2 separate regions of the Homo sapiens genome follow, and region 2 is linked to region 1. A link is an interaction called in ENCODE POLR2A ChIA-PET data of the cell type or tissue named here. Cell type or tissue: A673. All regions are shown on one strand.

Region 1 (4,000 bases):
TGTTTTAAACAGTTACTTATTTTTTCCTCATCTAGCTTTTCACATTATGAAACTCTATCATTTAGATCACTGAAGGTTGGGAGTTAAAATAATTTGTTTAGAACATCAAAAACGGTCAGCAATAAGAAACAAAACATTTTAAAAAGCATAAAAACATTGCATCAAAGCCAAGAAATTTACAGAAAAACAAAACAGCTTTCTCTCCGTGGAGGTGTTTCATGCACAGAGGAGACTTTCATTTTACTCCAAGCATTATCCTTATAATAAACAAAAAAAAAATAGTTTATTAAATCACCTATGAATGAAAATGACTCAACGAAGATCCCTACAGTGCGGTATTTCTACAGGTGCAGAATAAAGCGGTAACCTCTGGAAAGCCATATTAAGGATGGAGTCTATTTCACTCAGGCCAGGAAGACTTGACGTCCTGGTGATACCCACTGTTCATGGGAAAGAAGAGCAAGTCTTACTGCAGCCTCCTCAGAGTCCCCACTAGCCACTAGTAAAGTCATTCAGATTCTCACTTCAACAAGTCATGGGATTAAGCCCACAGAGCAGGCGCCCTTCATTCTCTACTGAGTGGCTAACACATTGACACTTTCCCCACTACATCAGAAAACATCCTCTATTCTAACACAGTCATAAAGCTGGAGAAAGAAAAATACCGAAAGGCGTATCTTGCCTCGGGTGCAGCCACAGGGCAAGATAGGAGAAGGAACCAATTCTTAAGCTCTTTATTTAGCATAATCAATAGCCTAACACTGTCACTGGAGGGTTTCCACCTGCCCTCACGGTCAGGAGATCCACTAGCATTTTCTGCAGGGTATGCTGAATAGCACAGCCAAGCACCGAAACATCTCACCCCAACAGAGAAGTCTCCTGGCAACTAGTCTTCTAGCCTCTCCTTGAATACTTCTAGTGACAAGGTACTCATTTCTTCACTAAGCAGCCCAAACTGATTTGTAACATATCTTTGCTTTTTTTTTTTTTAAGAGACAGGGCCTCACTCTATTGCCCAGGCTGGAGTACCCCGGTACAATCACGGCTCACCGCAGCCTCAAACTCCTACTCCTGGACTCAAGCAATCCTTCCCCTTCAGGCTTCTGAGTAGCTAGGACTACAGGCATGTGCCACCCCACTTGGCTAATAATTTTATTTTTGGTAGATAGGAAGTCTCACTATGATGCCCAAGCTGGTCTTAAACTCCTGGCCTCCCAAGGTGCTAGGATTACAAGTGTGAGCCATGCCCAGCCATCTTTGCTTTTTAAAGCTCTTTCTTAAATGAAATTCACAATACTTTCATTTTGCCCATTTGATCAGAAAGCTGTAATACATCTCTTTCTTTGGAAGACAGTCCTTTAAACGTTTGAAGTCAGCCTCATGCTTGCTGCTGCTTCCTATTCCAAGCAACAAAACATGCCCAGTCTCTACAACCCTTTTCAGATGCCATAAACGATTCTCAGTGAACATCTCGCATAGAGCCAAAACCCCTACCGATTTTCCAGCTGGGTTTAACCAAAACACAATGTCTGAATTTCTACTGAAATTTTCATCTTGACCACATACCACGGAGGGAGTGGTCTTCTGCCATACAAGTTCTCCAACTATTGAAAACCTTTCAAAAACTTCTTTTGATGTGATGTTCTGCATAAAATTAAAGACAGCAATCCTACGATAACTCCATGGTTAAATACAGTCTCTTTCAACTTCAAAGTGGCTTTGCTACAATGGAGCTCCCAAGTCCGTATCTGTTTATACTTTCTCTGCGTTTAATTTCTCACACTGGACTAAGTTCCTTCATAGTAAAGAAAATGTCTAGATTGATTTTTTTTTAAAAGAAAATAGCACAGAATGATAAAAGGATGATCGATGTACTAAAAAAGGCTCAATTCAATTACGCCACTCTTTCAGCACCTCCCTTAGGTCATGGAATAAGTCAGTCATTTTCTCATGAACTATTAGGATGCCAAATTAGAAATTTCTTAGTGACTGCTCATATGCCTTAAATACATTTTATTATTTGGGGTAATCCCTCATGAAATCATTGAGAGAAGATACAGATGAAGTAGAGATGAATCGATGCTTAAAAGTAACGACAGCAGTAATAGATACCAAGCCAGGATGACAGAAACATCTGCATGTAGAGAAACTTCTGCTGTAATAAATACTCTTTGCTTTCCTTCTTTAAAAACAAACAGCAAGGCCGGGCATGGTGGCTCACATCTGTAATCCCAGCACTTTGGGAGGCGGAGGCGGGCGGATCACGAGGTCAGGAGAACGAGACCATCCTGGCTAACAGGGTGAAACCCCGTCTCTACTAAAAATACAAAAAATTACCCGGGCGTGGTGGCGGGCGCCTGTGGTCCCAGCTATTCGGGAGGCTGAGGCAGGAGAATGGTGTGAACCCAGGAGGCGGAGCTGGCAGTGAGCTGAGATTGCACCACTGCACTCCAGCCTGGGCGACAGAGCGAGACTCCATCTCAGAAAAAAAAAAAAAAAAAAAAAAAAAAAAAAAAACAGTAAGGAGACTTTAAGGAGCCACATCCTCAGCATCTGAAAGTGGTGACCAAAGGATCAAAGTGTGCCCCAAACCCTCAAGACGACGGCAGGCAGTATGTTTAGCAGTTAGTGATTTCCAATGCTTACCAATGCCATCCGGAATCGTTTCTAATAAGTTCTGGGAAATGACTAAATCCGTTAATGAAGTCAGGCCACTGATTTCTTCAGGAAGTCTTTCCAACCTGTTTTCAGAGACATCTAAACACAGCAGGTTCTTCAGATTTCCTATTTCCTATAACAATGACATGGAAAAATAAACGCACACTTAAACCTGCCACAGTGCAGAGGCATTTGTTCCAGTGATTTTTCACAATTAAATCCCAGGGCGGTCCTAAGGATGTTATCTTTAGCATGAATCCAAATGTGAAGGCAGGGGCAAATTCCTAGATCCCCTTCCAATGAAAGTGGGAAGTTGAATGAATCACAGACCCAGAGCTGGGAGGGATGCAAAGCCCTCCACCTTTCAGGCAGGCAAGGAATCATTCCCACTTAATAGGTGAAGATACAGGAGAAAAAACGACTGCAGGGTCACACAATTAGAAAAGAAAAAGGAGGCTAGAATTTAGCTTTTCAAGTTCGGAATTGATCTCTAGTAAGCAGCTTACACTGCAGGGTGACCCTGGGATTTCCTCTGGTAAGAACCTACCTACTTTGTATTTTCCTTCCATGACAGGTAGCACTCGTTAGCACAAACATCAATGCAATTGCTCCCCAGCAAAACCGGAACATACATACCTATCTGTATCTTTAACATTAAAAGCAGCATACTGCCTTTAGTGAAAACAGTCTACCAGGATAAGGTAAAGTACCTCCATGAGTCTAACATTCTATTCAAGACCTACCTTTTCTTCTATTCCCAAAGTGCAAGCTTTCTCTCTTATCACTGACTCCACTTTTCCATTCCACTTCCCAATATTAAATCTTAACCTCATTACTCCTTTACCTTGACTGTCAGCTCTGCCTCTTGGGCTCTAGTCTTAACTTCCCCTTTCCTGAGACCATTCCATAAACTGTGCTTCCTCATTTCCTTCCTGAAACACAGCCAGTTCTCGTCCTATAATTGGACCACCTTCTTTTCAAAAAACATCTTGTGGCTCCCTGATGTCTACATGAGTACAAATTCCTCCATCTATATTTAATTTGGTCTGATCTATTCTTTCCAGCTTATCATCCACCTGATATTGCCTTATGATCCTGCCCCTGTATTTCCTGTCTAAAGGAAACTAGACTAGATTTATACTAATTTCAGGCCAGATCCCTGAAGTTGTTTTACTTTTCATTAATTCCTTTTAACAATGCCTTTGTATCTTTCTCTTTCCATCATCATTGAAGATAAGAAAAATCATTCTAATTATTTAAGACTTTTTGGTGTGTTTATGCTGATTTAACACAAATTTATACTATAGGAGCAAATGAGATTTTTAAATAATCATTTACAGCA
Region 2 (4,000 bases), 92 kb after region 1:
GTCCCTGATGATAAGTTGATAGAAAACAAACAGATACACAGCTAAGTCCTGTCCTGATGAATCTCATTAGAAAAGTAAACCTCAAAGGCTGGGGGAGCAGAGACGTTGACAGATTGGAGACCTGGGAGGGTTTCACAGAGAAGGCGGCACTGACATTGGAGAATAGCATTCTGAGCAGAATGGACAGCACCAAGAAAGGCACAGAGGCTGGGAGAGCTAGTCCTATCACTGAGTGACAGAAAATTAACAAGTTAGAAACTAAGTGTATTGATCACTTTAATTTTTATTATACCCTATTTATGTATGTTTTTGTTCTCTCAAAATTTCTCACACAAGAAGTGAGAATAAAATCTAGGGAAAATGTCTACGTGTAAAAGCTTTTTTTTTTTTGAGACGGAGTCTCGCTCTGTCGCCCAGGCTGGAGTGCAGTGGCCGGATCTCGGCTCACTGCAAGCCCCACCTCCTGGGTTTAAGCCATTCTCCTGCCTCAGCCTCCCAAGTAGCTGGGACTACAGGTGCCCACGACCACGCCCGGCTAATTTTTTGTATTTTTAGTAGAGACACGGTTTCACCATGTTAGCCAAGATGGTCTCTATCTCCTGACCTCATGATCCGCCTGCCTCGGCCTCCCAAAGTGCTGGGATTACAGGTGTGAGCCACCATGCCCAGTCGTAAAAGCTTTTTTAAGAATACTTTGAAACAGAATCATTCCTGCTAGAGATTTTTCCTGAGCAGATGGTCCTTATGCTTTTGGCAGAAGACATAGGGTTAAACGAGAGACATAACATTTATCTACTACTCCCTGACGGGAAAGAAGGGTGTCTGCAAGAATCAGGCAGGCTCTCACTGTCTGCCTGCCTTCCTTCCTGCCTTCCTTCTTGCAGCAGACACTGCACAGTGCCCACCCCACACTCATTCCCAACCTCTTTTTCCAACTATTCTTTGCCTACCTGCTTCCCGCTACAGAGTCAAAATTTAAAATAAAATAAAAAAGCCAGACACTGTCACTGTCAGCCTTGCTGGTGGCCAGGGCTGGCCTGTGACTCTATCTATCCCTTTCTTCTCTGCTAAGGGTACCACCACAGGACCAAGTCACGGGGAAGTCATACAAGCGCCCAGCACTGCCCCTACCTTCAGGCTTCCTGATGTGTGAGATAACTAAATACCTGTTTCATTAAAGGCATTTTAGGTTGAGATTTTTGTTATTTGCAGTCCAGAGTATTCCAGATACATTCCTCTGTCTCTCTAGGGCTGAACCCTCCACTAAGGGGAAACTACCAGTGAATTGAAACCACAGAAGTTACCTGATGCTTCTCTTGGACCAGATTTACCTTGTACCTGTATCTGAAAATTGAAATAAACATTTTAGAATATATAAACTTTTTAAAAACTAAATAAAGTACACAAGTAAATATCTTCTGCTGTATTTACCTTACCAAAACCACCTTTATACAAAATTTCCTTTTAAACAGTAAGTTACCAAAGAGGGATGGTGACTGGGTTGAAGAACAGAGATCTGATTCGCTTTGCTCCTGTCCCCATGCAATTTCAGTGAATCACTATAGTTACCAGCGGTGTGGGGCATAAATAACACTGCCCCCTTCCTCCTCCTGCCATTTTGCAATGAAGTTATCAAAAATCAAGGTATGAGAATAAGTGTAATATGTTATAAGATGGATCTATTGTAAAATGCTTGTTTTCCCTTAACTTTTATTAGCATCCATTTATAACAGTACTGAAATATGTATAGTTCCAGAAAGCACATTAGAGCCTCTTTATAATACTGACCTTTACAGTCAAGACTAATGATTTCCTCATAATCACTTGATATGCTTTGAGAACAGGAAAAAATAGTATATAATAGCTGAATAATTATGAGCAGACTTATAGTTGGAGTGCTGCTATGAGAAAACAAATGCTCATTGCTGTTCAGAGAGCTTCCTACTGTTTTCCCAGACGGATGTGCTTTGACTTTAAGTATGTATATAAGGATTCAGCTGTTAAGTTACATCCTGAAAGTAGGAAATCCAGCACCAAAGAATGGGTGTCACTAATCTTTGAAAGATTATGTTTGAATCAGCTCATTAATATTTAGTGACCCCTTTCCTTAAATGATATTGCAGCTCAGTGCTCTTTTTCTTTTCATTTATTTGTTTTTGAAACAGGGTCTCACTCTGTCACTCAGGCTTGAGTGCAGGGGTCATGGATGTCTCTCTGTTCCCCTTCACAGAACAGATGCAACTTATGGCTCATCAGGTGGCTTTTGGTGCAGACAACACTGTCTCCCCATGTCTGACCTTGAAGCAGGAAGGTCCATGATAAGGAACACTGGATCTGGAGCTAGACTGCATCACTTCAAATCACAGCTCTGCTACTCTGCTTAGTAGCTGCTTGGCAAGTTATTTACCCTCTCCATGTCCCAGTATCCTCATCTGTAAAATAAACCAGTTTATGTGAAATATAGCTATGGTTGTAAGGATTAAAAGAGTTAATCACAGGAAGTGCTTAAAGCAGACTGAGGCACATTGCTCATAAAATGCTGACTATCATTATTATAATTATCAATTACCCAGGTTTCCTCTCCTAAATTCTAGGTCTCATAAAAACTTCTGCCATGACTCAACTCAAGTACTTTGCAGTTCCTATACTGCAGTTCCCTTTTCCAGTCCTCCCTAAATCAATAAATAATTCTGCTACCCCCTCCCCATCAATACAACCAAAAATCTACATCCTGCAGGTATTGTCCACTTTACCCCCAAGCTATCTCACCATTTACTGCTACCACCACAGTCAACGTCACCAGCAGCACTTCACTAGAACCTCTCAATAAAAGCCCCCTCTCCCAGTCTCCCTGCTTCTTCTCTTCCTATCATCTAATTTCTAATCAGCAGGCAGAGTGAACTCTCTAACATAAATCAGGTATCTCATAGGCTTATGATCTGCCACACTTCAACTGATGAAAACCCATCCACTCTCCTTGCCAGGCCCTCCAGGCCCTGCCAATATCCTCACCTGGATTTCCTACTGCCCATGCCAAGGGCTCCAGCTGCACTAGCCTTCTTTCTGCCCATAAACTCACCAAGTTCATCCCCAAGGCTTTGCAGGAAGCTCTGCCATATTTACATGGCTGCCCCACTCCATCGATGCAAATGTCACTTCCTTAGAGAGGCCTTAAATAGAAATCTCCATTTGCATCACTCTCTACAGTACTTCCTTGTTTTGGGGGGTGTTGTTGTTGTTGTTGTTGTTGTTGTTGTTGTTGACGACACGGAGTTTCACTCTTGTTGCCCAGGCTGGAGTGTAATGGCGTGATCTTGGCTCACTGCAACCTCCATCTCCCGGGTTCAAGCAATTCTTCTGCCTCAGCCTGCCAAGTAGCTGGGATTACAGGCATGCGCCACCACACCTGGCTAATTTTGTATTTTTAGTAGAGATGGGGTTTCTCCATGTTGGTCAGGCTGGTTTTGAACTCCCAACCTCAGGTGATTTGCCCGCCTCAGCCTCCCAAAGTGCTGGGATTACAGGCGTAAGCCACTGCGCCTGGCTTCTCTGTTTTGTTTTCTTTATAGCTTTTGTAACTACCTGAAATTCATATTTTCTTATCTGTTTTCCATCCTTACCTAGAATGGAAGCTCCATACAGACAGAGATTTATTTGCCTTTCTAGATAGAACGATGCCTGAAGCACAGCCAGCACTCAACAATAAGCATGTGGAGTGAATGAGGGAAGGAGGAGGGAGGGTCTGTCAGGATCCGGCAGAGACCCATCCCTAGTCCCCATTCCTGAACCAAGATGTCTCTGAAGCCTGACACCAACATCCCATCAGAGAAGCCAGCTATTCAGGAGGAGACTAGAGAGCTGTAGCCTTTGATCCTAACTTACTCCTTGCAAAGCCACCTCAATCTGATACTGACCCATAGATATTTCTAATGGTCAGTCCCCAAACTGTTTCTCAAAATACAATCTCTCAGGTACTAAAATCAACATAAAGGGAAGTTTC

Evidence for each region. Peaks named below come from ENCODE experiments on the same cell type or tissue, not always from the same donor. Only the 100,000 strongest peaks of a DNase experiment are listed, where the experiment ranks them.
Region 2: POLR2A ChIA-PET joins it to region 1 with 8 read pairs; 6 of 35 experiments call an interaction of 5 or more read pairs at or near these places.

Annotation. Positions count from the first base shown.
Region 1 is chr6:53,898,538-53,902,537 of GRCh38, reverse strand. It overlaps LRRC1 (leucine rich repeat containing 1), which reads right to left. Exons shown (of 14, transcript NM_018214.5): 8 at 2,647-2,791. Among named protein-coding and RNA genes, the nearest start is that of MLIP-IT1, 98 kb to the left of the region's middle. In A673, no CTCF peak of the experiment used is centred here; no DNase peak of the experiment used is centred here.
Region 2 is chr6:53,807,010-53,811,009 of GRCh38, reverse strand. All of the region lies in intron 1 of LRRC1 (leucine rich repeat containing 1), which reads right to left. Among named protein-coding and RNA genes, the nearest start is that of LRRC1, 14 kb to the right of the region's middle. In A673, no CTCF peak of the experiment used is centred here; DNase peaks (open chromatin) are centred at 2,029 and 2,459.